Regions from separate parts of the Mus musculus genome. Here region 1 is linked to region 2. The links are chromatin loops, found by intact Hi-C in ENCODE. Cell type or tissue: left cerebral cortex. All regions are shown on one strand.

The links. A loop is a pair of places that touch in the nucleus more often than their neighbours do. Peaks named below come from ENCODE experiments on the same cell type or tissue, not always from the same donor. Only the 100,000 strongest peaks of a DNase experiment are listed, where the experiment ranks them.
Region 1: it touches region 2 in a loop (8-fold over the local background); 14 of 42 quality-filtered maps call a loop at or near these places.

What each region holds. Positions count from the first base shown.
Region 1 is chr2:164,408,149-164,410,648 of GRCm38, forward strand. It overlaps Rbpjl (recombination signal binding protein for immunoglobulin kappa J region-like), which reads left to right. Exons shown (of 12, transcript NM_009036.1): 6 at 220-394; 7 at 2,112-2,249. Among named protein-coding and RNA genes, the nearest start is that of Matn4, 4.6 kb to the left of the region's middle. In left cerebral cortex, no CTCF peak of the experiment used is centred here; a DNase peak (open chromatin) is centred at 1,351.
Region 2 is chr2:164,102,288-164,104,787 of GRCm38, forward strand. All of the region lies in intron 9 of Stk4 (serine/threonine kinase 4), which reads left to right. Among named protein-coding and RNA genes, the nearest start is that of Stk4, 29 kb to the left of the region's middle. In left cerebral cortex, a CTCF peak has its summit at 1,421 (motif pointing right); a DNase peak (open chromatin) is centred at 1,416.

The sequences.
Region 1 (2,500 bases), 310 kb after region 2:
TTTTTTTTTTCTTTTTGTAGAGGAGGCAAAACTGTAGACTCCCCAAGTCCCCTCCAGAAGCCAAAAGGCAACTGGGGAGGCCAGAGGGTGGGTTCTGACCTAGTCCCTAGATTAGTACGGTTTCTTGTCCTAATGGTAAGGATGTCATAACTGCGGAAGGTTGGCTCTTCCGCTGGCAAAGTTGAGATAAGGCCTGCCGCATCCCCTTGAGCCCCGTAGGAATTTGGTTGTGCCAAGACCCTGTACATCTCGGACGCCGATAAGAGGAAGCACTTCCGGCTGGTGCTGCGACTGGTGCTGCGAGGGGGCCAGGAGCTGGGCACTTTCCACAGTCGCCTCATCAAGGTGATCTCCAAGCCCTCGCAGAAGAAGCAGTCGCTGAAAAACACAGACCGTGAGAGGGGCGAGGTGGAAGGGTGCAATTCGAACCCAGAGCTGCAAAAATGGGCGGAGGGTGCAAGTGTGGAGGAGGGGGTGAGAGGTGGAGTCTGGGTAGAAAGAAGGGAGGAGTCTGGGTGGAGTGGCTGGCCTAGACTAAGAGAAAAGGCACACAGAGATTTCAGACAGGACACAGGTAAGAGATAGATATCAGATTTGAAGATGACAGTGGGGGACTCAGAACAGACAAAAGCTGCAGCCAGGTGCCAAATCCGGGGCAAATTAAAAATGACCTTAAGGAAGTTGCATCAGCCAAAGATGGTGGTTCCCATGTGTAATTCCAGTGCTTAGATAAAAGAACTCTGAACTCTTATCTAGGTCAGCCTAGGAGGGAGTGAGTGGGGAAAGGAAAGAAAAATGGATCGGGAGAGAGAAGGAAAGAGAGAGGGTGGGTTGATTGGTTGATTTCAGTATAGCATACCATGTGGCTTGCTTGAGACTGTCTGCCCAGAAAGTGTCCCCCAGTCTGGAGGTAACCACGACTCAGTGTGATCCCGGAATCCAGCTCCTTGGTGTCATTGAAAAGTCCTGTGGAATATCCCAGTTCCAAGCAGTGTCCTAGCTGGCACCTTGGTGCTCAGGAAAAGTGGGGGACCTAGAGTAATGGTTATGCGTGCAGAGTCTGGCAGTCTGGCTTCGAATCCTGTCCTGGAGAGTGAACTGAGCTGACATATGTATTTAGAAAAGCAAAGGATGGGGAGATGGCTTGGTGGGTAAAGTGCTTGCAAGGCAAACACATGAGCCTGGGTTTGAATACCCGTAAAAATTGAGTGTGGCTGCAGATGTCAGTGATCCCAGCTCTGAGCAAATAGACAATAGGATCCTCCTCCAACTCTCTGGCTAGAAAGCTCTAGCCAAAGAGCTCTCAATCCAGTGAGAGCCTTTGTTTCAGAGAATAAGGTAGAGCGTAATAGAATAAGGTGTCGGGAGTCTAGCTCTGGCCTCCACACCCACGCACACACAGCTGTGTGTGTCCAGCCACACGCCTGCACACACATACAGAAAAAGGGAAGAGCAGAAGAATCTATTGTATAGTAAATTAAATGGAAAGGGCTTGGGCTAGGTATAAATGGAAGGCCAGCAGTCTGTCCAGCACGGAGAGGAGATGAACAGCACTTGGTCAGTGCCTGATCCCCAGCTGGTGTAAGTCCAGTAAAAAAAAAAAATGAAGCTGTGACTGAGAGCATGCCATCGGCTGGAAGACAAGCCAGGCTCTAGGAGAGTCCCCCTGTTCTTTCAGACTCTAGCAGCCATCTATGCAACTCCCACCTGCTTCACACTTCCCACCCCCAAGAAGCCTTCCTTAGCTTAGACCTTTCCCACACGGAGTTAGCATTTTGTATTTATGCCCTCCAGACCATGAACTATTTCAGAGCAAAGCTGGACCCAGTTCACACATCAATACCCAGTACCCGACGCCGTGCCTGCCACAAAGCAGCCCCGAGTGACTTGATGAACCCAGCTCACATCACTGAAGGATGTTCATTTGTACCAGGGAGCTGGCAAGCTCAAAAATCAAGACCCCAGGCAAAAGGCTATGAAATGCAGATAACCATTGAGTCTAGGCCAGTGGGCATATTAGCCAGGCTGTTACATGGGTCAGAAGATGAGCTGAGGCATCTGAGAGACCACATCTGAGAGGCCTGGGTACTGATTCCACGTTCCCCTCGCAGTATGCATCTCCTCCGGCTCAAAGGTCTCCCTTTTCAATCGCCTGCGCTCCCAGACAGTGTCCACGCGTTACCTCTCTGTGGAAGATGGGGCCTTTGTGGCCAGCGCAAGGCAGTGGGCTGCCTTCACCCTCCACCTGGGTAATCTCATGAGCAGGTGCGGGCTGGGTGCTCCGTGTGTTAGCATAGTTAATCAACCCTACAGGAAGATGAAGCAGTGTAACTGTCCCTTGGGGAGGGGGGTGAAGGCTTGCCCTTGGCCCTAGTGAGTCGGTCAGGAACCCGATGTCTTCTGATCCCAGTGGCTAGCTATGACCTTTCTCCTCCAGCCAATCAGTGGCTGCCCCCAGGGAGCATACCTTACTGTGGATGATCACAGACTAGCTCTCCAG
Region 2 (2,500 bases):
TCTGGCAGAACACTTGACTAGCATGTGTGAGGGGCTGGGTTTCATCCCAGGGAGAGGACACAGCTAAAGGGAAGGGAAAAAAGGTGATCAAGGAGCCCTGGGGCTTTAAACCTAAACATAGGGTCTGGAAGGGCCATCAGTGGCTGGCTGCAGCTCGGAGAGGCTGAGAACCTGTGAGCTGCTCAATCCACAACACTGGATATCTTCAGCAGTCTCAGTCTGGCTCTAAGGGCCTGGAAGATTCCCAGAGAGTCACTTGACTTTAGTCCATGATAGAAGACCAAGAATCTGGAGTCTAATGCCAGCGATGGATGGCAGTGATAATAGCTGTAGCAGCAACAGGAATGGGTGTGCCAGCAAGGAGCAGAGTCAGGCTGGCATGCAAGACTTGTTCTTTTTGCCTCAGAGCCCTCTGTATCTGGGCTGTCTGTCAGATGGTGCCATCCACTCTCAGAGAGACTTCTCTCAGTCGGCCCTTTTTGTAAATGCCCATACAGACTGACCTCAGTTGTATCTCTGACTTGGTCCCAGGTGCCATCAAGTGCAGGGAAGGACATGAGTTCTAATATTGGTGTAGGCCCAGGGTGTTGCCAAAGTATAGTAAAAGGGAATTTAACGTGTCCCTGGGGCTCCCTACAGAAACGTAGCAAGCTTGGCAGCACGTAGGAAGGTAGAGATACTCCTGAGGAGGGGCTTCTGTGTCTGCAGACATTGGCAGGGCAGTGTTCTCATGGGTCTCTACTCTTCACCTTGGAGATGGAAATCATTCCCTTTGTTTTGGGATTCAGATTAATTATCTCTGAGACTGAAAAGAATGGTAATGTTACATTGGTAGATTAACAAATTGATAAAACTTCTGGAGTGCATTCTTTATCAGCATTTAAAAAATTCAGATCTGGGCTTGAGAGATGGCCCCACAGTTAAGAACATTGCCCTTCTTCCAGAGGACCTGAGTTCAGTTCCCAGTGACTCATGACCACTTGTAACTCCAGGCTCACAGGATCCAGTGCCCTCTTGAGACTTTGAAGACACTTCCTCTCACACATGAAGAGACTCCTTGCTGTATACACATAATTAAAAACAACCCCCCAAAGAAAAGATCAAACCTGTGACCTGGTAAATTCCTTTATTAGGAACTAGGCCCAAGGAAATAATTAAAGATAAAATTTATGAATTTTCCCAGACATGCTAGTGTAGACTATTGCATATATAAAAATATTAGGTACAGTCCAGCCTTAGCTGAAATCTGAAGGGGAATTGACATTAACTAGTCATTACTTGTGTAAAAACACATTGGTCATTCTTGCTGTTTGTAGACTATGTTCAGGGTTCTCTAAAGGAACTCCTGGTCTTAGTGGTGAAGATAAAATGCCCTTGTGAGTTGTCAGCATTGAACTTGTTGTGCTCCCACTGTGCCAGCAGAGGGAGCTCCGCGATAGGATATGGATTGAAATTGCGTTCCCATTCAAATTCACCGACACCCTTTCCATGATAGCATTTATTTTGGATCAAGACTATTATTTATTTATACTTAAGATTTTATTTTATTTTATTTTATTTTATTTTATTTTATTTTATTTTATTTTATTTTATGTGTTTGAGTGTTTTGTCCATATGTATGTCTAAGCACACACGTGGCTCGTGCCTGCAGGGACCAAAAGAGGTTATTGAATCTCTTTGAACCAGAGTTACCGTGAGCTGTAGGTACTGAGAGTTGGACCTCGGTCCTCAAGAAGAGCAACCGGTGCTGTTAACTGCTGTTAGCCCTCACCTTTAAGGCTGTCTTGAGTTACCGCAGCAACACTGGGGCATGGCCTTCATATCGTTTAGTGAGGAGGTTGGATACTTGGCAGAGCTGAAGCACTTCAGCACAGCCTCTTCGTCTCAGGTTTAGTAGACTTTAGTTGGAATTGGTTTTGTCGATCCTGAGCACAGTGCCACACATAGCTTTTTAAGTGTCACCAGTTAAGGGGTCCCAACCAAACAGTGGGATAGCACTTCAAAACAAAACAACTCACAAACAGAACTGATATGGGGAAAGCTACAATATGTAGACAAACAAGTGTTAAAGATACTTTATAACCATCATTGCCTGATATATCCCGATTTTGGTTTTGGAAGTGCAGGGACGGGAACCCTGGGCTTCCTGCCTGGCCGTGTGCACTACTGAGCTGCATGGCCCCTCACTTTAATCTTGCGTGTTTTATACAGGAAGGATAATCGGAATAGCCTTTTACTGATCTGCAGAACCGCTGTGGATTGTAGGTATCGACCCTTTTGGTTTGTGCATTGCGGTTATTTGGCCCTAGCTTGTGACTTGTGCCCGACTGTTGCAGTCATTCCTAGCAGCCGGCCTTCTCCTGATGTCACACTGTTCCAGGGTTTCTTATACAGTATCATTTTTGTGTTCTTCAAGAAATTTTGCTGGGTGGTGATGGTGCACCCCTTTAATCCCAGTACTAGAGAGGCAGAGGCAGGTTGGTCTCTGAGTTCAAGGACA